2 separate regions of the Homo sapiens genome follow, and region 2 is linked to region 1. The links are chromatin loops, found by intact Hi-C in ENCODE. Cell type or tissue: Caco-2. All regions are shown on one strand. Links, peaks and the distances in the headings refer to the core of each region. The heading gives the core; the rest is flanking DNA.

The links. Peaks named below come from ENCODE experiments on the same cell type or tissue, not always from the same donor. Only the 100,000 strongest peaks of a DNase experiment are listed, where the experiment ranks them.
Region 2: it touches region 1 in a loop (4-fold over the local background); 10 of 110 quality-filtered maps call a loop at or near these places.

What each region holds. Positions count from the first base shown.
Region 1 is chr2:3,479,193-3,492,940 of GRCh38, forward strand. It overlaps TRAPPC12-AS1 (TRAPPC12 antisense RNA 1), which reads right to left and starts at 4,061. Exons shown (of 2, transcript NR_046720.1): 1 at 2,954-4,061; 2 at 1-2,693. TRAPPC12 (trafficking protein particle complex subunit 12) reads left to right here. Exons shown (of 12, transcript NM_016030.6): 12 at 27-373. The coding sequence ends at 269. It also overlaps the pseudogene LOC112268321. In Caco-2, for the core only: no CTCF peak of the experiment used is centred there; DNase peaks (open chromatin) are centred at 1,679 and 4,269; H3K4me3 peaks cover 1,307 bases.
Region 2 is chr2:3,527,896-3,543,972 of GRCh38, forward strand. It overlaps RNASEH1 (ribonuclease H1), which reads right to left. Exons shown (of 8, transcript NM_002936.6): 8 at 13,535-16,077. Among named protein-coding and RNA genes, the nearest start is that of ADI1, 16 kb to the left of the region's middle. RefSeq lists enhancers at 711-770, 7,997-9,196, 8,104-8,398. In Caco-2, for the core only: CTCF peaks have their summits at 7,914, 8,307, 8,993 and 9,193; DNase peaks (open chromatin) are centred at 7,866, 8,096, 8,586 and 9,006; H3K4me3 peaks cover 1,697 bases.

The DNA.
Region 1 (13,748 bases), core at 600-8,599:
AACCCTGGGCGTGTGCTCCTCCCTAGGCCAACAACAACGCTGCCGTGTGTCTGCTCTACCTGGGCAAGCTCAAGGACTCCCTGCGGCAGCTGGAGGCCATGGTCCAGCAGGACCCCAGGCACTACCTGCACGAGAGCGTGCTCTTCAACCTGACCACCATGTACGAGCTGGAGTCCTCACGGAGCATGCAGAAGAAACAGGCCCTGCTGGAGGCTGTCGCCGGCAAGGAGGGGGACAGCTTCAACACACAGTGCCTCAAGCTGGCCTAGCTGCCTCCAACACACTACGTCAGAAGGACCCGGGTCTTTGAAACTGTGTCTTGAAGCTAATGTATTAATGTGACATGGAGGAACTCAATAAAACTCCTGCTTCACTGGTGTCTGCTGCGTGTCTTCTTGGTCCCAAGCCACGGCCCAGCCCAGGACTTCCCCGCAGTTGGTCGGCGTTCAGCCACGCAGTCCCTGCAGCTGGGTCACTGTTCATGAATGCAAGGGGCAGGCGTGCTGGGAGGACACAGCTCGTAGACAGGAAATCTGGAGTCAGCCTCGGGGCCTCTGTTCTGGAGGCCAATCCTGCTTTGCTCGTTCCTTCTGGACATCCTCAGAGAAAAGCTGGGAGGTGTGGAGACCCTCTCGCCGTGCACCTGCACGTACAGGGAGATTTACAACAGGGAAGACACCCCCCACAGATCGCCGCTCATGCTCCTCTTGCCCTCCCCACACACCCAAAACTAAGTGCGTTGGTCTTACCCATCCGAGTCTCCTCCAGCCTGATGCCAGCCAAACGACCCCTGCCAGCCTGGCGGTGGAGGAGAGGCCATCACTGTTTCTCCCATAGTTTATACGTCCACGTGGAGAGTGAGCTGAGTGGAACAGGAAGCACGACGCATAATGAAGCACAGGAAGAGCGCGTAAAACGCAGGCAGGCAGGGGCTGGGGGTGGTTTTGAAGCCAGACACGTGTTTTCATGTGTTCTCTCATGCCTGAAAGGCCTTTTGCCCTTACGTTTACACAGTTATTCCTGCTTTTGAAGAACTTAAAGTACCTGAAAATGTCTTCACTTTACGAAAGAACTCTGCCAAGGGTTCTCTAAATATCTAGCTTTGTGGATAGTTTTAAATATAATTCATTTTACAGACTGTGATATAAACATTTGCACAAAGCGAAGCCATATTTCTGTTAATTTTTGTAATAGAGTAGAAACATACAAACACTGCATCTACCAGACAGTCTCAGCCCATTTGCTGACATCTAGATTAATTATGCATTAAAAGAAAAGAAAAAAGAGGTGAGACAGCCAAAAGGACTGTTGGACACCAAGGAGGTTTCAAGATCTTTCTCTTCAAAAAGAGAACTGAAACTATTGTTAAGCCCAGAAAGATGAAGATGTAATTAGAAGCCCTCCACCTTGAGGGTCTTCCTTCAAATGTGACTTCAGGGATGAAGTGTAAGGCTCTTCCTCTGCTCCAACCTGGCACCTTACTGCAGGCATCTTACAGGATTTGCCAGAGGATTATGGAGCCCGTCCTTTACAGGCTCGGGGCTCAGAGCTGTCCCCGGCCAGTTGTGCGGGAAAGCAGACAGCAGTGCCCAGGCTCCAGCTAGACATGAGCCCGGCAAATCAGAAACAGAGATCAAAGTTCCCTAGTAAGCTGGTAAGCCTAAATCCACCCTCCCTCCCAAGCCCCACCCCCATGCTGCTGGCATGAGGCCAGGCCAGGTGACAGTATCATTGCCTCGTTTCTTGCCTGGATTATTTCTTCCTGGTTTTTTTGTTTTTTTTTTTTTTTTTTTTTTTGAGACAGGATCTTACTCTGTCATCCATCCAGGCTGAAGTGCAGTGGTGCAAACATGGTTCACTCCAGCCTCAACCTCCTGGGATCAAACGATTCCCCACTCTCAGCCTCCTGAGTAGCTAGGACCACAAGTGTGCTCCACCACGCCCAGATTTTTTTTATTTTTATAAAGATGGGATCTCACTATGTTGCCCAGGCCAGTCCCTAACTCCTGGCCTCAAGTGATCCTCCCACCTCGGCCTCCCAAAGTGCTGGGGTTACAGGTGTGAGCCATGGTGTCCAGCTAATTTTTTTTTCCTACTGCCTGTATGATTGCAGAATTTTTTGTTTTGTTTTGCTAGAAGAGGAAAACGGTGCTGTGAGTGTCTATAACGTCTGGGACAATTGTAGCTTATCTAGTTTACACTTAGCTTTTCTTTATGTTAAAAATAAATTATACATCCCAGAAATCTTTTCTAGAGCCAATTGAAGTGAATGGCTAACGATCAGAAAGCTTATTTTCTAACTGGAAAATGGGAACTCGCTGAGTTGATGATGGGCTCACAACTGTGGAAATGCCCACCCTGGAATGCACAGTGGAGAATGAAGAAGCCAGTAACCCTGATGGCATCGTTACCGAATGGCCAGGGTGTGCCAGGCGGCAAGGGTGGATTTGCTCCCTGAATGATCCATCCAGCTGAATCTTGAGTCATTCCGCGTTTGCCACGAGGGGCAGTGTTAGATCAGTGGTCCTCAAAGTGGGGTCCCCGAAGCAGCAGCACCAGGTTCTCCTGGGAACTTGACGGAAATGCACATCCTCAGCCACATCCTCTGATCACAGAGGAGTCAACTGCTGGGGCCTGGGCTGGGCCGGCCCGACAGTGTCGTCTGCACCGCCCTCCAGGAGCTTCTGGTGCTCCTGCAGGTGTGAGAACGCATGTCAGACGCCGGAGGCCACAGACAGAATTCCAGTTACACAGCAGGCGTTGGAGCCCATGGGCATCGCCATCCTGCCTTACACTGCTGGCCTCTTCTATGCCCCCTCGAGGATTGTGCCCCCACTTGTTCTCTCTGCCTGGACCCCTCCTGGCATGCACCTTCCTAGTCCCTATTCAGTGTCACCCCCTGAAGCCTGCCCTCAACCCCAGGACAGTGCAGCCCCGTCCACACTCCCCTTACCTCTTGTCCTGGACCCACACAGGCTCCGCAGCACCTGCTCCTGGCACGGCCCCACAGTTGCAGTACTTGGGCTGGAGCTGCCGCCATGAGGTCCTCCTTCAAACACCCAGTTCCAGCGTTCCCCGGGAAGCTTCCCATGCCATCTTGTCACGTCTTGCACCCAGCACCGAGGGTGAGGCCCGGCAAAGCAGAGCTGCAGGGGCTCAGCTGTGTACACCACAGTTCTTGAGACGCCCACCTGTGTGTCCTCCCCGATCCTGCTCCACAGGTCCAGGCCCAGGCCCAGAGGTAGCCCCTGCGTTCCCGTGGCTTCAGGCACACGTGTGCAGACATGACGCCGAGAACACCGGCTTTGCCACCAAGGACAGAAGACAGTCTGCCCCACCCGGGGTCACCTGCAGGTCCTGCTCTGACCAGGGTCCAGGCCCTGATTCCGGGGATGCGACAGCACCCAGAATGTCCTGCCTTGTGTGGCACGTGGGACCGGGGACTCGGGCCCCAGGGCTCCCAACCCTGGCTGTGGAGAGTGGGTGGCTCCGCTGCTGGTCGGGGGCACTGTGTGGGCAGACAGCGTGCCAGTGGCCACAGGATGTCCTGACAGCAGAGGCGCTAAACACTCCAGGAGCGCCTCAGCCCCAAGCTCTGGTTCCACCCCTTGCGGGTGAGGGAGGCCCAATGACAGCCAGACTCCATCAGTTCAGAGGCAGGGGCTAGAGATGGATTTAATTCAACTTAAAAAGAAATACAAGAATGGACCTTTTCTGCAGTCCTGAGGGAGTGGACAGGTTGCGTGCGTGCTCTGACGGTGGGATCCAGACCCCCTCCTCTCCTGCGTTGAAGGTGCCACCGGGCCTCATCCCCAGCCACATCACATCCTGAGCCTCTTACAGGCAGGCCCCGAGGTCCTTTCACCTTTCTCTTCTCTCCAGTGCTTGGTGCATTTTCAAACTCAGTACCTTTCTTTTGAATAAATGAGCAAGAATAAACCCGGTGCTGCTTGCCGAGCTCCTCTCCCTGGGCGGGGAACTAAAGCAAAACCACGCTGGATGGGGTCCCAAACACCCTAAGAAGGCCGAGCTCCTGCCGCTCTCCAGCACGCGCACCGAAGACCGGAGGGAGGGTCTGTCGCTCTCCTGCAGGAGCACGAGTGGAGGGAGGGCCTGCGGCGCTCCAGCAGGAGCATGAGGAGTGGAGGGAGGGCCTGTCACTCTCCAGCACGCACACCGAGGAGTGGAGGGAGAGCCTGTCGCTCTCCAGCAGAAGCACCAAGGATTGGAGGGAGGGCCTGTCGCTCTCCAGCAGGAGCACGAGGAGTGGACTGCCGGCCCGTCACTCTCCAGCACGTGCACCACGGAGTGGAGAGAGAGCCTGTCACTCCAGAAGGAGCACCAGGAGTGGACTGCGGACCCGTCACTATCCAGCACGTGCACCAAGGAGTGGAGGGAGGGCCCCTTGCTCTCCAGCAAAAGCACCAAGGATCGGAAGTAGGGCCTGTCGCTCTCCAGCACGTCCCCCCCCGGCAGTGGAGGGAGGGCCCGTCGCTCTCCAGCATGAGCACCCAGAGATGGAGGAAGGGTCAGCCATTTGTCAGGCTCTGCGTGTGAAAAGCTGTGATTTCATTTCTTATCAGTTATTACTGTCACTATCACTCAGGATGAAATTGGCCTCACCCGCTCAGGAGCAATGCTGCCTTCTCCCTGTCCTCCTCCTGGATTGTTGAGGAAAAAGCCAGACTAACCTGTTCCACACCTTGGCATCAGTTGCATAAATGCTATCTCAGCATGTTCTAGAACACAGTACTGTTTAAACAACGTTCTGGGGGTAACCAAGTTTATAACTTGCAGACCCGATGGCCGTAAAGCATGGGGTGGGGGGGTGCCTGCCTGCATTGCAGCTGTCAGAGCTGCACAGAGCCTGCGACACCCAGCCATGGCTTCTGCCCACCAGGCCACGTCCCTCCGCTCCTCTGAATCCTTCCAGTTCTTCTTAGGCCACTTAAACGCCACCGTCTCCACGAAGTCCTGTCGGATCACCCTCATAGGAAGTGACAAACCACGTTTTGAACCCCTCTCCCCACCCAGCAAGCCCCTAGCCCGCGAGCATAGGATTTCCTTTCTAGAACACGTGTTCTGTGAAGGGCCAGAGGCAATATTTGAGGCCTCGTGGGCCACATGCTGTCCCTGTTGCATATCCTTTTTTTTGTTTGGTTTGGTAAACTGCTTAAGCTGGCAGAACAACAGAACCCGCACATTCTCCACGCAGCCCAGCGCCCTTGGCCATGCAGGGCTGTGCCTTCTGCCAGCTCTGGAGGCCCAGGGGCTGGCATGGGCCTCCCGTCCTGAGCCCCCCATGTACATTGCACCCATACTGGGAACGCCCCCAGGATCTGCTGCGAGACCCCCAAGGACCAGCTTCTGCAGTCCTGGAAGGGCTCTCCTGACCCCCAAGTCCGCCATCTTCTGATGGTGGCAGGTGGGCACAGTCACTGGCTGAGCGACCAAGGGTCAGTGAGATTACTAGGCCGGCGCTGCACCCAACTGAAATGAACTCACGTGTCCTCACAACTCCTAGCAGCAGATGCTGTCAGCCTCGCATCCTACAGGAAAGGAACCATCGCCAAAAGACGCTGAGGAACATCCCGAGGGTCACAGGGACAGTGCAGAGCCAGGACCAGCCCGGCCCATGGTCCCCCAGCGTGCACCACCTGGCCCGGCACTGTGTGCTCAGCCATGAGGACTGGGAAGAGTCCTGCCCACAGCTCAAGTGTCTACACCGCACTGCCATCCAGGCTGTGAGCCGCTGCTGAGCATGGGGAATGTGGCTGCTGCAGAGACGTTATGAAACACTTCTAAAAGAATGTAAAAGATCTCATTAATAATTTTGAGTACCTGTTAAAATGATAGTAATTTTGGATCTAGTAGATTAAATAAAACATATTATTAAAATTAAGATGACCTTTGAACATTTTTAACGTGGCTACTAGAAAACTTTAAGTTACGTATGTGGCGCCCATTTGTGGCTCCCATTCTGTTTCTGTTGGATGGTGCCAAAGAAACCAACACGTAAAAGCCCCTGCAGAGGAGCCGCTGCTTTGCCAATGGTTAGTGGTCAGTGTGGGTTCTGCCCTCTGGGTTCCTGGCAACCAGGGCTGCTCTCTGAGGGCTGAGGTTGCCACGGGCTAGGCAGATACTGGCCCTGCAGCCCTCACTCTCCGGAGGGCGTGGGGCATGGGATGGGATGTTTCAGAGGACGTGGGGCATGATGGGACGGGAAGTTTCAGTGGGTGTGGGGCATGATGGGACGGGGTGTTCCGGAGGGCGTGGGGCATGATGGGACGGGATGTTTACTCTGCTCCATGGCCTTACAGTGTTAAGTGTAAGTCAGCATTGAAAGCAGTTTTCCCTGGAACATAGAATTCTAGTTGATGCGGATCCAGAACCACGGAGGGTCCTACAACTGCTAGGCTGAAGGCTGACTTACCAAAGGCCACAGAGCATCTCTCCCCCAGCAGGTTCCTGTGGCACTTGCATGTGTGTCTTTTTCTTTTTCCCCCAAATAATTTTCCAGTTTTATTCTTTTCCTTTGACATAGAAGAACACAATTACCGAGAGAAGAAAAGGAAGGCGAGGGTGACTGCGCGCCTCCCCATCCCCACCCCCATTCCCACACGGCTCATTTCAACTCTGGGAGGGTTTACAGGTAAGAATGTGAAAATCAGAAACGTCAGGTAACTTTTCCAAGGACCCACAGTTTAAAGCGGGAGAGAGGGAGGGATTCCAATCCAAATCTAACAGTGAGGCTCATGGTGGTGCCACGATCTGTGTTGCCGTTTCACACACTGCATATTGCTTTGCAGTGGAGAGCTGAATCCACAGGCAGGGCCGGACCCACCAATGGGCTGCCGTGGATAGGCTTTGGGCTCCAGCACCACACACATGGCCACACGCTTACACATACAACACACACATGCACTCACACACGGAGGACCGTGTTCACCTGCGTCTAGGTCCTTTCCACCTCGAGGTTTACCTTTATTGGACCTGGAACCCGATTACGGGCAGTCTGTTCCCGCGTCGCCCACCCTCGTCCGTGGGAGAAGTGCCATCTCCGGGACCGTGTTAGGCGTCCAGCACAGCCAGCCAGGCTCTCCAGCCTCACTCCCTCCACCCCAGGGCCCCGAGGCTCTGCCCACCGAGATGACACCCTGCGACCTCCACCCTGGCTCCTTCTGGTCACCCTGACACCCACTCCTCAAATGCCCACAGTGAGCCTGGGGTCCTGCTGCCTGTGGAGTGGACCCAGTGCGTCTCCCTAAAGCCTCCAGCTGGCTTGGCCTTTGTCTCAGCCTCCACCTGCTTCCCGGGGTCAGGGAACCCTGCCAGCTCCCTGGGCGTGCTGAGCTGGACAGTCAGCGAACTGCATCCCTGAACCCTCGCCCACTGCTCCAGGAAACTCACCCACCCTCAGGGCTGCTGGAATTCACATCCGATGGGTGGAGTTTATTCTCTGCACCCCAGGGCCCCCCACACATGTCAGGAGGAAGAGCTGCCCTGGCACCATGGGTAGACTGCAGGGAGACCCCAGGATGCGGGGAAACCCCAGGATATGGGGAGACCCCAGGATGCGGGGAAACCCCAGGATATGGGGAGACCCCAGGATGCGGGGAGACCCCAGGATGTGGGGAGACCCCAGGCTGTGAGAAGGCCCCAGGCTGCAGGGAGACCCCAGGATATGGGAGACCCCAGGATGCGGGAAGACCCCAGCATATGAGAAGGCCCCAGGCTGCAGGGAGACCCCAGGATATGGGGAGAAGCCAGACTGCAGGGAGACCCCAGGATGCAGGGGAGACTCCAGGCTGTGAGAAGGCTCCAAGCTATGGGAAGACACCAGGCTGTGGGGAGAAGCCAGACTGCAGGGACACGCCAGGATATGGGGAGAGACCTGGCTATGGGGAGAGCCTGGGCAACAGGGAGAGGCCAGGCTGTGGGGAAACCCCCAGATGGGGACAGAGGCCAGGCTGTGAATGGGAAACTGCGTCTGTTTCCTGAGGCTGCCGTAAGACACTCCTAAGTATGAGAGCACAGACTTGATTCCCTCCCCATTCTGGAGGCTGCCGTCAGCAGGCCATTCCTAGAGAGGCTCCTTCCTCTCCTCTTCCGGCCTCTGGGGGCTCCCGGTGCCCTTGGCTTGTGGCCACATCACTCCGGTCTCTCCTCTGGTCACACAGCCTCCTCCGTGTGCCAAATCTTTTGCGGAGCCACTTAAGATGGTATTTGGGGCCCACGGTAATCCAGAATAATCTTCTCATCTCAAGATCCTTAAGCTAATTACATCTGCAAAAGCCCTTTTTCCAAAACAGGTCACGTGCACAGGTCCCAGGGCTTAGGATGGGGCCGTGACCTTGGGAATGCTCAGCGGCCAACCACAAACGCCCACTGAGTAGCTTCCTGGGGCTGCTGTAACAAGGTGCCCAAACAGAGCAGCTTAAAATAGAACTGCATCTTCTCACAGTTCAGGGGGCTGGAAGGCTGCACGCGAGCTGCAGGCTGGCTGCATTCTCTGGAGGCTCTGCAGTGGCGTCTGTCCCAGGCCTCTCTCCGTGGTGGCCATGGCAGTCCTCGGTGCTCCTGGCTTTCGGCCACATGGCCCCAGTCTCTGCCTTTGTGTTTATGTGGCCTCCTCCAGTGTCTCTGTCTTCTGTTCCTGCAGAGACAACAGTCTTTGGAGCTAGGGCCCACCCTAGTCCAGGATGATTCCATCTCAAACCCCTATTTAATTACATCTGCAAAGACCATTTCCAAAAAGGTCACATTCCGAGGTTCCGAGCAGACATGAACTTTTAGTGGACGTTATTCGAGCCCCTCCACCTCACAGACAGGCTCTGGTGGACTCCTCACCTCAACCCTGCTCCAAGGGTACATGATGTCCCCCTTTACAGACAGGGAGACTGAGGCACAGCTTGAAGAACCTGCCCACGGCCACACAGCTACTGCAGCAGCAGAACTGGGGTGATTCCATCTGAGCCTTCATCCATGCAGACACCTCCAAGCCCAAGGCATCCACGGAGGGCTCCTCCCTCGTCTTCTCCACACCCCAAGCTCACAGGGATGTTTCTCTGTGGAGGTGGAGCAGGCAGTGCTGCCCTGGGGCCTCTATCCTGGGATCTCTGGGGCCAGCTTCAATGTCATCATGGGTGGCCGCTGGCCCAAAGTCCTGCTCAGCAGCAGCAGCAGCAGGACAGGCCTCTGGAGAGCATGCCTCTGTCTCTGGCCCTGCCAGTGGCGTCCTTGTGTCCTTGGGGACCCCACACACACACATTCTTCTGCAGAGGCAATCAATAAAGCCGGGGCACCAAGGAGGCTTCAGGAGTGATTAGCAATGGAGCAGGCTGGAAAATACGCGGACGCTAGGGCAGATCGTATTGATTCCATTGACTTGCCCTTTGCCAGGCTGTTGTATTTATAACTCAGATGAAATCCTATTTGGATTTTAGAATGGGTGGGTTTATAACTCAGATGAAATCCTATTTGGATTTTAGAATGGGTGGGTTTATAACTCAGATGAAATCCTATTTGGATTTTAGAATGGGTGGGTTTTTTTGAACAGTTGGTGCAAAATAAACACAAGCATTTTTAACATGGACAATGAAACACATTAAACTATAATAATAAAGGCAGGCAGGCAAGCACGTCCATGGGAAAGTGGTTTCAGTTGAAAAGTAAGCTCCACCCCAGAACTGTCACACCTGCACTGCTCACGCCAGGGACAGACCGTGATAGGAGCACAGCCTCCTGTCCTCCAGCCCCCGCCCAGCCCAGCTTCCCCAGCCCTGCTGACCTGGGGGCTGTCTTCATGCCTGGATGCTTCTAGTGCCCTGCCCCCGCCACGTTTAAGAGAATGTTTTGAAAAATAATCACTTCCCAAGGCAGAAAACAGAGAGCAAAACACAGAGCGATTCAGAAGAGCCGCCTGCTCAGGGGTGCCCCGGATGTTATCTGCAACCTGGCACGGCCCGACTGCAGGCCTCAGCCCTGTGCCCTGGCCCCACCTGAGCAATTCCTCTGCCCTCTTCAGGGCCCAGCCAGGTGGTCACAGCAAATCTGGTCAGGACCAGGGACAATCAGCCCGCAGGGACGTCCTGCCTCAGCCATCCACTTGATGGTGACGACTGCCCCGACCCCTCTCTCTCAGCAGCTGTGCCTGCCTGGAGCCCCCGTACCCCTCACCCGGCCGTAAGGGCTGCTGCACCCTCTGCTCTCCTCACTGGACTGTGGCGTCCTGAGGAACCCACCAGCCACTTTCTTATGCATCTCGGCACTCAGGGGACAAAACCAGCTCTCCCGGAGGGGCTTGTGGGACCGAGTTTCACTGAGAGACATGGTGAATGGAAGAACTTCACGCATCATAGCAGGCAGAGGACTCCGGGAGCCCTTGACCCAACCCACAGGTCATCTTACCAGTACTAGCGACTCACTGCGGTAGTGAGTTGGGTGAGGCCCAGAAGTCCCTCCTGGTCACTTGCGATGGGATGAAGATATTTTTGAAACCTAGAGAGACAGGGTTATCTAACAGAGTAAGAAAGCCAGGGCTGGCTTCTTTCCCCTCGGAATGAAGTTCAAGCCTCCTCTGTCCCATAAGTGCACAAATGTCCACCGTGCTAACTTTACACGCTCCATTTTTACTTTGGGCAAGCAGGATTTGCAGCGCGGGAGAGATGACCTGGACATGAGCCGGCAGTGGCCTGCGCACCACAGGAGGCCCTTCAGCCGACGGCCATGTCTGCGCTGCGCGATCCTGTCCCTGTCAGAGCCGCTGACCTGGGTCTAGTCCCACAGAACCTCTCCTGGAGCCTTGGGGACCAGGGCTGGCAGCTGAAGTCACTCCTCTGCGTAATGGAATGAGAAGTAAGGCTTTAAGACGTCAACACTGTGTCTACACTGTGTCCCACCGTGAGCAGACGTGGCTTGGTCCCTGATCCCCCAGGGCAGGCACCCCCAGGCACAGGCTCCTTCACATTGGGCTTCTGTCACTTGTAACAAAAAGAGCCCCAACTAAGACAACAGAAGAGATCGTGTAACGACATTTCGAAGCACAGAGTCGGAATCCTGGGAAGACGAGAACGGCAATCCTGGGCAAAGCTCCAGGCAGATGCAGGGCCAGAGCCTCCCTCAGGGCTCCTCCCAGGACCTCCCCCCAGGGCTCCTCCCAGGACCTCCCCCCAGGGCTCCCGGCCTCTGCAGGTTGCCTGGGACAAGAGGTCTTCCTTCCTAGTCCCTCTAACCTCTCCACTGAGAGCACCCCATGAGCCTGGCGCCCCAGGCACTGTGCAGGAGGGAACAGCAGGCCGGCAGCCTCTGCCCTGTGGGTCCGCACAGCCTGGGGAGCGGGGACAGAATGCACCCCCCACTGCGATCCCACCTGTCTGCCTCCATCCTTCCCCATCCACTCCGAGGCCGGACGTTGCCTGACTAGGACAGCTCTTCTCCTATTTCTCAGATGTCTGTTCCATTGGTTTCTCTTTGTCAAGATGTCTGATCCACCGTCAGCAGTTTCTTGAGTGGAGGTGAGCACTGTGGTTAGGGAGTCACACTTAGGCACCAGTTACCTACGCCATGTAACAACACTGCTCTGAAACTTGTGCCTTATGACAGGAACATACATTCTCGCCTGCAGTCTCCGGGTTAGCTGGGTGGTGTGGGGCTCTCCTGAGGTTGCCCTCAAGGTGACGGCTGGGGCTGCATCATCTGAAGGCTCAACGGGGGCTGGAGGACCTGCTTCCACACACCCCGAGCCAGCAGCACTGCTGGCAGAGGCCTCAGACCTCCCCAGAGAGCTGCACAAGTGTCCTGCGGACGTGGCAGCCAGCTTCCCCAGAGCGCAATGTCTGAGAGCAAGCAGGAAACTACATGCCAACAGAGGCCACCCACAGCCACCTCAGCCGCTTCCTACTCATTAGAAACAAGTGACCAACAGAGACCATGCTGAAGGGGAGGATAAATTGAGGGAGATCGTCAGAAACTTGTGGTTGTATTTTTTAAAACAACACACTTAATTTTTTAAAAAATTGTTGTCATTTCACTGGATTTGGGGCACTGGGGAGACTGACCCACATCTTCTCCTCCACCACCCAGATTCCTATCATGTGCTGATCTGAACGTTTAATTTTCAGAAAGGAGAAAGTCTCCTCCAAGTTCTTCAGGAAATTCATCCCAATATTCATCAGATGCTTTTAAGGAACACCAGAAAAAACTCCAGGTCTGCCCTGGGGATAGCTCTGAACCCCCTGTGTGGTTTAACACACACAGAACTTCCCGTTGCACTGCTGACAGGTACCACGTGGGAAAGAGCTCACTGGGGTCAGCAAAGCTGGGGAAGCAAAGCTAAGCACAGCCCCGAGGCCTCCAGCTGCTCCCTGCACGACGGCTCTCCCCAAGAGGGACTCAGACTCCCAACCCATAATAGAACCCTTTCAATGCATGGCTTCACAGACTAGCTTTCCTCAGAGCATGCATTGTAAAGACACCAGCCTGGAGCGTCAGTTGGGAGTTTATCATCCAAAGACCATTAGAGGAGCAAAAATCCCCACCTGTCACCCAGCTCCAAGAGTCAGAGACCCCCAAGTTGCAAGGAACAGCAAAGGAGCCCCACGCCACAGGCCACTCGGCCACCTCCCTTCCGTCTCCAAGGGGGTCTGAAGACCTCAGGATGGTGCAAGCCCCAGGGAGGCCCCGGAGAGCCTTTGTTTCCCCTTTCGGTGACTGAGCCAGCCCTGCTGTCAGCATCCCTGACGGGTCAGGCCATCCTAGGGCCCTCGCTGGCCAGGTGGCCCTGCACACACATGCTCCCAGGTGGCACCCGGGGCCAGAGATCCCCTAATGAATTTCTTGCTGCACATAGGCTGAGTCCAGGGACTGTACATGCTCTCCTGCATCTTTGCTGGGAGCTCCATCTCTGCTGGGAGCACCATGCTATATCTGCTGTGTGTCTGTGACCCTCATCTGTGACACCCTGGTTCCAGACTTTATTTTCGGTCTCAACACACATGTAATAAGAGATGTGTGCAAAGGGACTTTCAGGATAAACTGGCTCCACCACCCTATCCCTTCGCCAGCGCCTGGCCCAGTGTCCAGCACACAGGAGGCAAGCATTTCTCAGATGTGGGATGCATGGCGCATCCCAGCGTCTTCTTTGTCAGAGAATGAGGGAGAAAAGAAACCACCAGAGTCTCCTGAAGGTGTTGCTGGAAAGAGCCCAGCTCACTGGCCGTGCACCTGCAGGCCGCTGGCCTCAGCACAGCCCCATCCCTAGAGTTCTCCCACGCCGCTGACAACAGGCGCTCCATCCATGGCCCGTGAAGTGCCCACGGGCTGCAGGTCTTCCCTTGAGATTCAGAAAGTACCTGCCGCTCAGCCCCTGTACACACCTGTCATGCCTCTCGGGCTCAAGTGATCCTCCCACCTCAGCACCTCAGTATCTGGGACCACAGGTGCCTACCACCCTGCTCGGCTAATTTTTGTATTTTTAGTAGAGATGGCGTTTCACCATGTTAGCCAGGCTGGTCTCAAACTCCTCAAGTGATCCTCCTGCCTCGGCCTCCTGAAGTGCTGGGATTACAGGCGTAAGCCACCGCGCCCGTCCTTTTTGTAATTAGGTTTTCACTGCATAAATCATAAAACGATTACAGGTCTCCAGAAACTGCTGCCTGATACACTTTCCAAAGTAAACAGCTTTTGGAAAAATGGCTGTTTTTAGATCACATCTAAATGTCGCATTCTTGGTCTGTGTGACTAGAACC
Region 2 (16,077 bases), core at 4,924-12,923, 53 kb after region 1:
TTGTCTATGGTGTGTGTGGTGTGTGTGCTGTGGTGTATGTGCTGTGTGTGGTGTGTGGTGTGTATGGTGTGTTGTGTTTGTGTTGTCTATGGTGTGTGGTCTGTTGTGTGTAGTATGTGTGCTGTGTGTGTTGTGTGGTGTGTGATGGGTTTGGTGTGTGTTGTGTATGGTGTGTTATGTGTGTGTTGTCTGTGGTGTGTGTTGTGTGTGGTGTGGTGTGTGGTGTGTGTTGTGTGTGGTGTGCTGTGTGGTATGTGTTGTGTGGTGTGTATGGTGTGTGGTGTGTGGCGAATTGTGTGTTGTGTATGGTGTGTGTTGTCTGGTGTGTGGTGAATTGTGTGGTGTGTGTGGTGTGTGTGGCGTGTTGTATATGGTGTGTTGTGTGTGTGTGTGTGTGTGCGCGCGCCCTTGCGTCTGCACAGGTGCTGGAGGAGCCGTCTGCGTCTGGGGAGCTTGTGGGCCGAGGCGGTGGGAGGCTGGTGGGCGGCGGCGCAGAGTCCGGAACCGTCTGCTGAGCTCCTGGCCCAGCGCTCCTCAGCCCGCGGGGATCCCACCCTCATCTTGAGCCTCTGGGGAGGACCGAGAGTGAACGCTTCTGCAGCCGGGCTGCCTGCGGCTCTCTCGGGTGTAGGGCACAGCAGCCCGATGCCAAAGCCGGGCCTGGCTGCTCCACCTCACGGGCCACCTCAGGGGGTGTGTCACACTGAGAAACGCCGCCCGCCCGCAGAGTGACGCCTGGACCCTGGCCTCTCATCACACTAAGATCCCCGCTGAGGCCTGCGCGCTGCTCCGTGACCCTTCCTTTGTGCGCATGCCCTGCACTCTGCCCACACGTGCAGGGGCATTCACCACACTGGGGAGCTCTGCGCGTCGCCCTCCTGGAGACTGCAGTGCACGCCCCTGGGGAGCCTGCGAGCCCCCGCCCCTGTGCCACCTCCCTCGTGCCCACCTTCCCGGGCGCAGCTCTAAACGGCCTTGTCGGGGAAACTCGCCCGGCCATATGTTGACTTCTAACACGTTGAGAGCCAAGAGCCACATGGCCACATGTGGACATCACTTCCTAATGACCCGCAGGACTCCACTGCAACACGGAGCTGTCGTTTATGTAAATGCACTTCTATTGTTGCTTTTTAGATTTTTGCTGTTTGTGACTTTTATAAATAATGTTTCAAAAACATTCTTGTTCATGTTTTATCCACTTTTATTATTTACTTAAGATAAATTTTAAAACGCACCTATCTATACCTGTGCAAGACACTGTCCTGGGGGGAAGTGTGTGAAGGAGACCCAGGGCCTCCTTGCACTTTTTCTGCACCTGCCTGTGAATCGATACTTATTTAAAAATACGTAGTTTTAACATCACGTTAGCTTCAACAACGAACGGTGCTGGAACAAGTGAATATCCCACAAAATACATATGCACACGAAACTTGGCTTATCTTCTTTAATTTAGCCTGAAGGAACTAATTTTCTGAATTTAAAATGCAGAAGCTGGATTTGTAGCTTGAACCTGTGGTCCCAGCCGCTCAGGAGGCAGAGGTGGGAGGATCGCCCCAGCCCAGGAGGTCCAGGCCGCGGAGCGCGGTGATCGCGCCGCTGCACTCCAGCCTGGGCCAACACCAACCACCACACCACCACCACATGTATGTAGTTGTTTGCCATGACTGTTACTGTACAAATTGTGGAAGGAAGAAATATGTACTAAAATCTCCAGTGGGACCCGCATGTCCCTACTGACAGACATTTCAAGACACCTGAAACTCTGAAGCAGTCTCGTGATGTGCGCAAAAGGCCCCCATTCTGTGTGCCTCACGCGGGGCAAAGCTCTGGGCCTGGCGGCACTGGCCACCCTGCCAGCCTCAGGATCACCCAGGGCAAAGCATCGCCCTTCACTGCCCCTGCCCTCTGTCTCCCATCTCACCTGCCTGCACTCCTCTGTGTATGGTGCCCTGGGACACAACGCCAGCGATCTCTGAACGGGCACCCATTCTCTCCCTCCAGCCCTGTCAGTCCACTGCTGTGCCCTGGCCCGGCCCCGTTGCCACCATTGCAGTGAGCCACAGGAAGGGCCCCCACCCTGGACTGGGTGGTCCACACTGCAAATGACCCCGGCCCACAGCGGGGCTTAGGCAGGCACCATTTTCTGCTGAAATGCAAGGAATCCCTTTTCCTAAAGGCCAGAAACACATCTAACTGATGGTGCTTAGCTTGGAGGCACTCACTACCAATTTATCACCCGAATGGAAAATGTTGAGGGAGTGCTAGATGAGGCCATGAGATGTGAGACTGTGTAAGCGACACAGTGTGGGGAAGAAGGAATGAGAGTATTAGTAGTAGTACTACGGGGAAGAAGGAATGAGAGTATTAGTAGTAGTAGTATGGGGAAGAAAGAATGAGAGTTTTATTATTAGTAGGATGGGGAAGAAGGAATGAGAGTATTATTATTAGTGGGGGGGAGAAGGAATGAGAGTATTAGTAGTAGTATGGGGAAGAAGGAATGAGAGTATTATTATTAGTAGGATGGGGAAGAAGGAATGAGAGTATTATTATTAGTAGGAGGGGGAAGAAGGAATGAGAGTATTAGTAGTAGTAGTACGGGGAAGAAGGAATGAGAGTATTAGTAGTAGTAGTATGGGGAAGAAAGAATGAGAGTTTTATTATTAGTAGGACGGGGAAGAAGGAATGAGAGTATTATTAGTAGGGGGAAGAAGGAATGAGAGTATTATTATTAGTAGGGGGGAAGAAGGAATGAGAGTATTAGTAGTATGAGGAAGAAGGAATGAGAGTATTATTATTAGTAGGATGGGGAAGAAGGAATGAGAGTATTATTATTAGTAGGAGGGAAGAAGGAATGAGAGTATTAGTAGTAGTATGAGGAAGAAGGAATGAGAGTATTATTATTAGTAGGATGGGGAAGAAGGAATGAGAGTATTATTATTAGCAGGAGGGAAGAAGGAATGAGAGTATTAGTAGTAGTAGGAAGAAGGAATGAGAGTATTATTAGTAGGAGGGAAGAAGGAATGAGAGTATTAGTAGTAGTAGGAAGAAGGAATGAGAGTATTATTATTAGTAGGATGGGGAAGAAGGAATGAGAGTATTATTATTAGTAGGGGGGAAGAAGGAATGAGAGTATTAGTAGTAGTATGAGGAAGAAGGAATGAGAGTATTATTATTAGTAGGATGGGGAAGAAGGAATGAGAGTATTATTATTAGTAGGAGGGGGAAGAAGGAATGAGAGTATTAGTAGTAGGATGGGGAAGAAGGAATGAGAGTATTATTATTAGCAGATGATGGGATTGCATACCTGGAAAACTCAAGGAAATTAACAGGAAAAGTGTTAAGACACAGTAGGAGAGTAAGCAGGTATTGTTACAAAACAGTGGCTTTTCCGTATAAACAAGAACAGTTTCTAACAGCCTTAATAATTGCATTAAAAAGCAAATTAAGTTGGAACAAACTTAATATGCCCTAAAACTCTGCTGCCACCCTGTGCTTCCAGCATTTGCAGAAATTTGGATACAGCGGCTCTGTTCCTTTTGAGTCCGTGCAAAACTCAGGGACACTCTTCCAAGGACAGGATTTTCTAGCTCCCCATGATTGCGTGAGCCCAGGTGTTAGGACCAGCCTGGGCAACATAGAGAGACCCTGCCTTTACAAAAAATTTAAAAATTAGCTAGGCGTGGTGGTACACACCTGTAGTTCCAGCTACCCAAGAGGCTGAGGTGGGAGGATTGCTTGAGCCCAGGAGTTCAAGGCTGCAGTGAGCTATGATTGCTCCACTGCACTCCAGCCTGGATGACAACGTGAGGCCAAAAATAATTTCAAGAGATCATCATTAAAAAGCTGTGGGTGGGAAGTCTACAGCTATTTTAATTATAAACCTGATAGGAAAAAGTTACGTTTCCAGAAGCTGCTCATTAAATGTTTTGAAGAGTGTTTATTTGGAAGTTGTATCCAAGTTTTCTACCTATGGTCTTTGGTCTTCCCTAACACTTTGTACTTTATTTGTGCTATAAGTACAATTGTTGTAGAAGCCCAAATACCAGGTTCATGTACCTGCCGTATAGCTGAGGCCGAACACTGCGACATAGGTGTCTGGAGACAGAGAAAGGTTTATTCCATTTGGCCAAAGCAAGAAGACAAGACAGCAAGATTTCTCAAATCCCCTTGACAAAGAGATAAGGAGAGGGTTTTTATGCAGCTGACGAGTCAGGGAAGGGGAGTTTTGGGGAATGGAGGGAAAGTCCGTGTGTCTTCCGTGTCAGCTAACACTTTGAGCAGCCAGACCTCCGGGTGTCAGCACCTGGTCGCAGCACTTTCAAGGCATTCACTCCGTCTGCAAACATTTCTCATGACCCTCATGTTATCTCCTCCCGTTTGACAAAGAAACAGTAGATCAGCAGTTTATAATGATGCTGTGGGAACAAGAAATAATGGGTACAAAGCGAGTGGTTCACAGGTGCCAGCCAGAGAGGGCCCGATCAGAACGTTCATTATTTCAGTCACTCACTGAAACATGCTGAGTGCTGAACTCCCAAGGGGCCCCGTTACTCAGCCTCGCATCCCTTGACTGGGATAGGTTCTAAGGAAGGTGTCCTTAGGTGATTTCACACCCCTAGATGGTACAGCCCACTACACACCCGGGCCACGTGGCACAGTCTATGGCTTCTGGGCTATAAACCTGTACAGCAGGTCACTGCTCTGAATCCTGCAGGCAACTGTCACACAATGGTAAGGATTTGTGTATCTAAGCATAGGAAAGTTACAGCAAAAACACGGTATCATCATCTGACGAGGCCCCTGTTGAATATGCAGTGCATCATTGACAGAAATGTTGCTATGCAGTGCATGATTGCATGTAAAGAATTTAGTGAAAGTGTTCACTGAGGCCCAAAGAGATGCACCCAACAACGCCCTCCATTTGGCCCTGATGTGCTGTAGAAATCATATTTTCTAGCCGTACCCTGACATTATAAAGGCTGGGAGGCACCGCACTAAGGGGCATGGAGGCGCTCTCCCGCGCAGACAGGACTGATGGAGCTGCTCACCCTTCGGGCAGAGCGAGGCGAGAACCCAGGCCTCTGTGCCCACAGAGAAGCCGATCGTGCTGCCTCAGGGGAAGGGAAAGGACGCATAAAATGTCACCCGGGCCTTTTCTCCAAAGAGAGCCGCGAGGCTTGCTCCTTCCTCACACTGCCCTCTCAGAGCTCACCTCTCCTGGCACAGCCTGGTGCCAACAAACATCTTGCAAGCACTGACTGAGCCCCGGCCAGAAGTCTGGTTCTGTTCCAAGAGCTGGGAACCAAGAAGGGAGCAGAGAGATAAAACTTCTGCCACAGGGAGTTTATTTTCTAGGTAGGGAAACAGACCAAAATACATGCAAATAAAACCAGCGGAAAGCAGCCCACTGATGTGCTGGTCGATGTCTCACAGCAGCTCTGGGGGATGGCGGCCCCTGACCTGCAGCACTGGCTGATTTCTGCGGTGTGAGTCCTCCCACTACAGCCACCTCCAAACTCCCTGTGTGAAGGCACTGACCACGGAGTGGGGAAGGGGCCTCACTGCTGGCCCTCCTGGGCTGCTACGAGTCGGCTCAGGCACACCTGAGAGTTCCACAGTGACAAGTTACAGGAGAAGGAAGGTGAGCCAGGAGTTGCAATGTTTATGGGGAGAGATACATTTATGGGGAGAGATACGGGAGGTGTCACTAAGAAAGTGCCATTTGATGGCAGAGCTGCTGTGGAAAACAGGATGCCTGCTCCTCCAAGAGCCAAACAGAATGACCACATGACCCCGCAATCTCCTCTCCACGTACCTCCCAAAGAAATGGAAAGCAGGGACCCAAACAGGCAGGGGCACTCCCCTGTTCACAGCAGCATTCTTCACAAAGCCCAAGAGGCAGAGACAATGCAGGGTCCGTGAATGACGACTGGATAAGCGAAGCGTGGTCCCTCTGATAGTAGCAGAAGACAGATTCCTAGGCAGACTGGGGCAGGTCCCCAGTGAAGCCCGACCTTCAAGCCAAAGATAGCCTGAAGCTGGAAAACCAAGCTGCCAGTTCCAGGTTAAGTCCACGACCTTTTAGCCAATCGAATGGTGATTTTTTTCTAGGCCCGCCCATGGGCCAATCAGCACACACTCCCCCTTTCTGAGCCCATAAAAACCCTGGACTCAGCCACACAGCAGGGACTACCACCTTTGGGTAGAGACTACTCACCTTCAGGTAGTGGCTGCCCACTCTCAGGTCCCCTCAACGCTGGGAGCTGTTCCATCATGCAATAGAAGTTTTTTTCTGCCCTGCTCACTCTCTGGTTGTCTGCATAACCTTATTCTTCTGGATGTGGGACAAGAACTTGGGACCTGCAGAACAGTGGGTGTGAAAAAAGGCTGTAACACTGTAACCCTCCCTCCTGCTTGCTGAGCAGTGGAGGAGAAGAAACTGCTGGCTGCCACACACCCGTTTGCTGAAGTTGCGGGCGGCAGGAATGAACTAGAGCTATGGTGCTTCCCAAGAGCCCAGACATCAGACTCCCTGAACCAGGGCTGTAGCACGCCCTGCTCGCCAAGTCACAGGTGGTGGGAACGGTTGAGCTGTGACACCCTTGGGGCTCTGCGGTTCCTGGTGTCTCTGAGTTTTGGGTGCCACCACGTTCCCCTCATCCAGACACCGGTGCCCAAGGCAGAAGCGGGTTGCGGCATGCCCGGCCCAACCGCCGGCTGAGCGCGGATCCTGTGGCAAGCGTGGGATCTGGGCCGGGGTGCAAGCCGAGCACAGCCCACTGGGCCGAATGTGCAGAGTATCACCAGCAGTGATCCTTGGGCCGAGTGAGGCCAGGCAGGGGCGCCAGCGGCCATGGAGGTCTCCGGCTGGTGAAGTGGCACAGAAAAAATCCTGTGCCACATCCACACAATGGAGCATTCTTCAGCCTTAGAAGGAAGGGAATTCTCACACCTGCTACCATGTGGAGGAACCTTGAGGACATTAGGGTCAGTGAAATAAGCCAGGCCCAAAAGGCCAAATCCTGCATGATTCCATTTATACGGGGTCCCTAGAGGAGTCACATTCATAGAGATGGAAAGCAGAACAGTGCTGCCAGGGGCTGGGGAGTCCGTGTCCAACACGAACAGAGCTTCAGTCTGGGAAGATGAGAAGTTCTGGAGATGGAGGGTGCTGATGGTTGTACAGCAGTGTGAGTGTACCTAATGCCACTGAACTGCACACTTAAAAACGGCTAAGATGGGCTGGCCGCAGTGGTTCACACCTGTAAGCCCAGCACTTGGGGACGGTGAGGCAGGCGGTTCACCTGAGATCAGGAGTTCGAGACCAGCCTGACCAACATGGCAAAACCCTGTCTCTACTAAAAATAAAAAAAAAAATTAAAAAGCCAGGCGTGGTGGTGTGTGCCTCTAGTCCCCAGCTACTTGGGAGGCTGAGGCAAGAGAATCACTTGAACCCAGGAGGCAGAGGCTGCAGTGAGCTGTGATTGCACCACTGCACTCCAGCCTGCGTGACAGAGTGAGACTATCCTGTCTAAAAAAAAAAAAAAAAAAGGTTAAGATGTTAACTTTATGTTATGTATATTTTACCATAATTTTAGAAATCAATTTTTTACAAAGAAAGTTCCATCTGAGTAAAGCCCAGGCAGTGGAACAGCAAAGCCCCTGAGGCAGGAGGTTCCCAGCACATTGAGGAACGGCAGTAAGAGCCGCATGGCTGGAGTTGGCAAGTGCAGGTGAGGTGTGGGGTGGGGACAGGGGGACACCTGTGGGTGTGGGGGAGGAATTTGCATTTTATTCTGAGAGGGACAAGGAAGTCACGGGAGGGTCCTGAGCACAGCAGCGACGTGATCTGACATGGTTTGAAAGTGCCATCCTGGCTGCTACCTGGAGAGGGAGGAGCTGGGGGAGAAGGTGCGAACCCACCAGGAGCTCTGCACTAGTACAGGCAGGGAAGGACGCAGCCTGCAGTGGAGGTTAGGGCTGATCAGACTAGAGATGTGTTGAAAATGGAACCAAAAGCCTGTGCTGGCAAACTGAACAGGGTAGGACACACAGCGGGGTCCAGGCGTGAGCACTGTCGGTCCCGGCCACGAGAGAGCCAGCACCAGGTCCTGTACTGACCACAGACACGTCACTGCCCCAAGACAGGGCGGTCGTGTGCTGCTCAGATGGTTAAAACAGAAAAAGAACATTGCCAGCAGAGGGAGGGCCCAGAGACTAGAGCAGGATCTCTCTGCCTCTTACTTTACACATTAGAGAAAGGAAAGGACTTGTGGAAAAATACTAATTTCATTGCACTCACAGAGTAGAGAATTTTAAAAGAATGACGTGTGTGGCTTTATCTGGTGAGTCACATGTCATACAGGGAAGAACGGTCGGCCTAGAGTCAGAGGAGCTGACTCGGCTGCAGTTTCCTCCCTGTAAAATAAAACAAATGGGCCTTGACAAAGACCTTCCCGGACCAAGCTTGCGTCCACCGCTCCGAGTCCCCTCCCCTCTGGGACCAAGCTTGAGTCCACCCCTCCGAGTCCCCTCGTGGACCAGGCTCTGACCTTGGGCTCTGTCCTGGGCTGGCTCCGTTTGAGCAAATCCTGCTGAGCCTGCTTGGGGAAACCCACCCTGACTCCTGACGTTTCCACTTAGGAATTTCTGTCCACAGGCCCCACCCCTGCTCCGGGGCTGTCAGCTCCCACCCATCCCTGTACTCGGATTTGAGCCCCATCTCTCTCCTTTTCTGCAAAACCTCACTGGAGTGGGCCCTTGAATAATGCCTCTTCACACCCTTAACAAGAATTTCCTTTTTTTCTTTACCAAGCATCCCAACCTACCATTTCAGCCTGCTCAGGCTGCTGGGACAAAATACCACAGGCTCGGGGGCTTGAAACAACAGAAATCTATTTTCTCCCAGTTCTGGAGGCTGCAAGTCTCAGGTCAAGGTTCCCGCTGGTTCCGTTTCTGCAGAGGCTCCTTCCTGGCTCGCAGAGGCTGGTGCGTGGTCTGTCCCGGGAGAGTGCCCCTGCAGGCAGGAGGGAGCACGAGCACTCTGGGGTCTCTCCTTATAGGGACACCCATCCCATCGGGTCAGGGCCTCCCCACCCTTATAACCTTAACCCCAGTACCTCCTTAGAGGCCCCTCTCCAAATGGCCACGCCAGGGATTAGGGGTTTGACATGAATTTTGGGGGATCCATTCAGTTCCTAAATGTGATCCCCATCAATTTTCTTCTGGGTTTCAAAATGTTAGGTTAAAGCATGTTGTCTACCTAAAAGGAGCACACTACATATTATACGAATCTCAGATACACACACTGTGCCATGTCACAGAGTTTCACAGAGCAGATGGGAGCTGCAAAGACTGGGGTGGGATCTGAACACCTCAGCTAAGCATGTGTCCACCTGGCCACTGGGGTTTCTGCTGGTCAGAGTCCCACAGCACCGATGCCCTTTACCTGCCCTCTTTGAAGGCAGACCTTTCGAATATTTTTTATCAAATATTTATTAACAGGTATTACAACATGATTCAAAGATCAAGGTAACATATAAAAAGGCTAGGCACAGTGGCTCATGGCTCTAACCCCAGCGTGTTGGGAGGCCGAGGCTGGAGAATTGCTTGAGCCCAGAAGTTGAAGACCCGCCTGGACAACGTAGTGAGACCCCAGCTCTAACAAAAATAAAAATTAGCTGGGAATGGTGGCACACACTTGTAGTCCCAGCTACTCAGGAGGCTGAGGCTGGAGTATCACTTGAGCTCAGGAGGTGGAGGCTGCAGTAAGCTTTGACAGCGCCACTGTACTCCAGCCTAGGTGACAGAGCAAGACCGTGTCTCAAAAGAAAAAAAAAAAGATGAAAGAAAATCTTTTTGGCTGGGCACGGTGGCTCATGCCTGTAATCCCAGCACTTTGGCAGGCCAAGGCAGGCAGATCACCTGAGGTCAGGAGTTCGCGACCAGCTTGATCAACATGGAGAAACCCCATCTCTACTAAAAATACAAAATTAGCTGGGCATGGTGGTGCATGCCTGTAATCCCAGCTACTCGGGAGGCTGAGGCAGGAGAATTGCTTGAACCCAGGAGGCGGAGGTTGCGGTCAGTTGAGATCGCACCATTGCACTCCAGCCTGGCCAACAAGAGCGAAACTGTCTTAAAACAATTTTTTTTTTTAAGATAGCATACAGGCTGGGCACAGTGGCTCACACCTGTAATCCCAGCACTTTGGGAGGCCGAGGCGGGTGGATCACATGAGGTCGGGAGTCGGAGACCAGCCTGGCCAACATGGTGAAACCCTGCCTCTACTAAAAATACAAAAAAAGTAGCCGGGCGTGGTGTTGGGCACCTTGTAGTCCCAGCTACTCCGGAGGCTGAGGCAAGAGAATTGTTTGAACCCAGGACGCAGAGGTTGCAGTGAGCCGAGATGGCACCACTGCACTCCAGCCTGAGCAACAAGAGCAAAACTCCATCTCAAAAAAATATATATAATATATATATATAAAAGATAAAAAGATAGCATACAAAGACGCACACCCCAGCAAGTCTCATTACCGCCCTGTTCCCACCCACAGCATCCTCTCCCCATTCCCAGTGTAATAGAGTAATACTTCACTGTTTGTGAATTTTTATTTATCCTCTTTGACACAAAAGGCAGCCTGCTGTAACATGAATCAGGTACTTTCCTTTTTCCACTTAACAGTGCCCAGAGCACCTTCTGGTCTGTGGGTACTTATGGGGTCTGTCACTCTAACGCTGTTTATTCCACGGCCGCTTCAGGTCCCAGTATAGTTTCCAGTTCTCTGATATTAAAAACCTGGTCATCTTTTATTTTTATGTGTGCAAGGTGTATCTACAGCATACAATCTGCAGAGTGGGGACTGGTGGATTAAACATCAAAGCATTTGTAATTCTGAGAGTGGGCCACGCCTCTGTCTGGTGTTGAGTGGTGCCCATCCGCACTCAGCACCAACACAGGTGAGCACACGTTTCCAGGCAGCCTCAGCAACATATGCACTGTTGCTAATATCATACAGAGAAATGATGTCTTGGTGTTTTAATCTGCATTCTCTCGTGAGTAAAGCCGAGCATCTTTTCATTCCTAAAGGGCCATGAGTATTTCTTTTTCTGTAAACAATTTGGCCAATCCATTCTTCTGAGTTGTTAGTTTTTTTTCAATTTCTAGTTCTTATATATTAGGGAAATTAGTCCTTTGTGATATGAGTTGCAACTTCTTTTCCTAGTTTGTTTTTGCTTATGGCTCTTCAAAACCTTTTTATTTATACGTAGTCTTCTTTCATGATTGCTGGATGTTAAATCCTAGGTTAAAGACCCTTGTTTACTGTTGAGGTACTGCTTTTAATATACACGAATCTGTGCATATTTAGGTTTAGAGAACAGCTCTGTCAGCTGCGGGCAGAGACAGCGGTCCACTTGCCCTGTTTCCCACTTCATTCATATTTGTCTTTGTCCAAAACCCTACCACCATATACTGGCGGCTTCCCGTATCACCAAAGAATCTTAATTTGGGGGCGTATTTTGATGAAAGTTGTTCTTTGACAAATACTTATGTCAACACAATATCAGAGTCACCTTGTGCCAATTCCTGTCTCTCAATGGGCAATTAAGAACCAAAGCTGCTTGAACGAGCTGGCCAGCATAGTCAACGCCTTCTGTGTGCCAGGAGACACAATGCAGGCAGATGCAGCCGGCCCTCCCCATGTTACCCCTGAGTGTTTACGAACTGAGGAACCACGACCACCACGATCATTGCTACGTGTTTTGTTCTGATGACATCCTGAGTTCTGAATGTCAGCTCATCACGTTATTAAAAAAGGGGCTTTAGTTGAGTGACCTATTCCTTCTTGCTCCAGAACTACTAGAATATTAGAATTAGGAAAAAGACCAGAAATCTACCCCGAGGCCCTCCTTTTCAGCCACAGCATCTGTGGCCCAGACTTGCTCAACTTGAAATGAACATCACCTGAAATCAGGAGTGCAGCTTTCATTGGTTCCTATTTACAGTTACCCAAGCTGTCCACCAGCCAGGAGGGCTTTTTCTTTCTCGTTTTGTTTGACCTCCGGCTTCGTGCACTTTTGTGCCTGTCCTACAAGATGGCAGAGTGGCTACCTTCAGGCTTCAGCAATGGGGTGACACCGTGACGCTCCAGTACCGGCAGACACCAGGAGGGGAGTTCTGCACAAAGAACATTTCTTCAACGGCCTCTATTTGTGCGGCACGAACATCCTATTAAAGCAGCACCAGTTGAAAGCTTATATATTCCACAATATGTAGCACAATCTGATATGACAGTCACTCAAATATTTTGATTTGGAGCTGATGAAGATGCAATTATATATCATTGTTAAGTTTCTAAAGATATAAAAAATGCAGCTGATTTTTTGATTCTCAGTAATATATTTTCTTTTAATAAAAAAAAAATTGCCCCCTAAAAATTTAAGATTCCTCTTTAAAAGTGGTTGGACCTTTCCTTCCCTCCGGCTTCATGCACTTTCTGCTGTACTGACATCACTTTTGTTTTTTGTTTTGAGACAGAGTCTCACTCTATTGCCCAGGCTGGAGTGCAGTGGCACAATCTTGGCTCACTGCAACCTCTGCCGCCTGGGTTCAAGCAATTCTCCTGCCTCAGCCTCCCGAGTAGCTGGGATTACAGGCACCTGCCACCGCGCCTGGGTAATTTTTGTATTTTTAGTAGAGATGGGGTTTTACCATCTTGGTCAGCCTGGTCTTGAACGCCTGACCTCGTGATCCACTTGCTTCAGCTTCCCAAAGTGCTGGGACTACAGGCGTGAGCCACTGCGCCCAGCCAACATCATCTGTGTTGTGAAAATCCCACAGACCGTAAAGTTTCTAAAGGCACAACTTTTCATCTATTTCCAATTCTGGTTCAATTTTTTTTTTTTTAAATCACAGATTCTCAGAAGACAGAGGCAGCAGCAGGAGCATGCTTTTTGAATCTTCTCAAATCCCCACCTAAAAACAGAACTACTAAACAGCAAAACCAAAAAACTTATGGACATTTGTAACAGAATGAGGTGACAAGTGTTGACAAGGATGTGGAGTGAACTGGAACTCTCCTGCCTGACTGGAGGGAATGTAAAGTGTAAAGTTCACACTTGGAAAAGTTTCACAGTTTCTTAAAAAGCACACACCAGCTGGCTGGGCTCACACTGTAATCCCAGCACTTTGGGAGGCCGAGGCAGGCGGATCACGAGGTCAGGAGATTGAGACCATCCTGACTAACACAGTGAAACCCCACCTCTACTAAAAATACAAAAAAATTAGCCGGGTGTAGTGGCGGGCACCTGTAGTCCCAGCTACTCGGGAGGCTGAGGCAGGAGAATGGTGTGAACCCGGGAGGCAGAGCTTACAGTGAGCCAAGATCACGCCACTGCACTCCAGCCTGGGTGACAGAGTGAGGCTCCATCTCCAAAAAAAAAAAAAGAAAAAAAGAGCACACACCTGCCATATGACCAAGCATTCCATTCCAAGGCATTTACCCAAGAGAAACAGAAGACAAAGACGAGGATATAAATGTTCACGGCAGCTTTATTTGCTTTATTTTTATTTAGAAATTGGAAATAATCGAAATATCGGTCAACAGGTAAATAAATAAACTGTGGTATATCCATGCAATACAAAATGTGGATTATTGATGTACACAAAATGGGTGAATGCCAAAATAATTATGCTGAGTAGAAGCACCTCCCCCCACAGTACTTGCTCTGCGATTCCACTCAGATAAAATTCTAGAATATATAAATTAACCTTTAGTGAGAGGGAGCAGACCAGTGGTTGCCTGAACATGGAGGACACGAGGGACGGTTTAGACCGGGGTGTGAAACTGCTGTTGGTGGTGATGGACATGTTCTGGCGACAGCTTCACAGGCAAATGCATCGGTCACTTCACGTATGTGCAGTTCATTACCTGTCAGTTACACCTCAACAGAGCTGTTTTAAAAAGCAAGGTGGGGCCGGCTTTGGTGGCTCACACCTGTAATCCCAGCACTTTGGGAGGCCAAGGAAGGAGGATCGCTTGAGGCCAGGAGTTTAAGACCAGCCTGGGCAACACAGTGAGACACTGTTCCTATTTTAAATAACAAAACAAAACAAAAGTGGTACAATAACAACTTTTAAAACTCAAAAAGAAACAAAGAAAGAGATAAAAGAGATTCAAGAGACAGTGGCAAACACTGAGAACAGCCAATTTAGATTTCAACATACAGATAACAGGGATCCCCACAGAAAAAAGCCAAAGCAAGAAAAATGTAACACTAAACTCCAGTTCAAGCAAATCTTCTTAAAATAACAGATATGAAGTACACATAGAAAGAGCACACCATACGCTTGCAAATATGGACCAGGACAACCAATACCAACACATGACACATTCGAATAAAACGGCCGACTTGACAGAAAAAGGAAAAAATCCTTTGGGCATCTAAGGAAAAACAGCATATGACTGTCAGGGGAAGAAAACAAGATTCATCAGGCTTTTCATGCATCACTTTATGCTGGAAGAAAACAGAATAAAACAAGATACTCAAAGAAAATCTGGGCCAAGAATTTCGTATCCAGCAAAACTGAATTCAACATCAGAAACTCAAGGAATACTGTCCCCAAGATGACACTGACTATAGACTGGTTATGAGACCTGAACACACAGAAATGAGTCAATGGTGGTAAAAAGGAGCAATTTTTCTGACAACGTAGACACAGTGCTGTTTTCATCATCACAATTAATGCTATGGTATTAGTATTTTTTTTAAATGCTAAATGCTAAAGAGGAATAAAACAAGTGAGTGATTAAGGGATGGATATTCCATGCCATTGTCCTGTGTCTTGAGAAGCAGGATTCCGAGTGCAGGAGACACAGACATCATATAGAGGAGGCTATGTAAAGGCCCCAGGACCCTGAATTTGTATTGGGAATATCAATATAGGCTCAGAAAATATTCTTCCTTTAAATATGTGTGTGCAATGTTTGTATTTTTTTAAAGCTCCGTCCAAAAATCTAGAAATAATGACCAACGCAATAGCAATGAGCATCCTAAACTGGATCTGAAATACCATCTCTACCAGAGACTCTGGGAAAAATAATGGATTCCAAGTGTTAAACGGAATTAAGTTTGGCCTAAAACTGCCTCTGTACATAGTGACTTATAACCTCACTTAATGTATAAGCAAACTGGGACCTGACTTGAGAGTACACTTCTGTAACAAGCAGCAGAGTCTCACCAATCACATGCTGAAGGCTCCCAAAACATGCCTATGTGAGGTGGAGGCTGACCTGCAGTCAGTCTGGCCATGTACATGTGTCTTTCCCTTCCTGTGGCTATAAATAAATACAGCCTGCACACAACGCACAGGAGAACGTTCTGAACCACTTTTGGTCCTGAGTGCTACCCAGCTGAAGAAACTATTTTCTGCTCAATTAAACTGCTAACTTGTCTAAAGTTTTTCTTTTAAGACAGGTTTGGAGCAGAAGCTCTATAAATTGGGCCTAGAGCATCTTGACATGCCAGGCTGCAGGGAGCTATCAATGACTGTGCGTGTGGTCTGTGCACACATGTATGCACACATGTGCACACTTATCAAAAGAAAGCAAGAGCCAAGCTGAAGAGGCTCCCTCTCACTGACCGAATAAGCTAGTCTGAGCTAAATAAAGATAAAAATCACAACGGATTGAAACCCACCAAGTATGCTTAACTCCACAAATTCTTTTTTTTTTTTAAGACAAGGACTTGCTGTCGCCCAGGCTGGAATGTGGTGGCATGGTCACAGCTCACGCATCCTCGACCTCCTGGGCCCAAGCGATCCTCCCATCTCAGCCTCCAGAATAGCTGGGACAACAGGCAGGCACTACCACACCCACCTGATTTTATTTTAATTTTCTGTAGAGACAGGGTGTCACTATGTTGCCCAGACTAGTCTCAAACTCCTGGGTTCATGTGATCCTCCAGCCTCAGCCTCCCAAAGTGCTGGGATTACAGGCATAAGACACCATGCCCAGCCCATGAATTCTTGTATATATGTAAAAACCCTTCACCACTCACCTTCCTTGACAGACAACT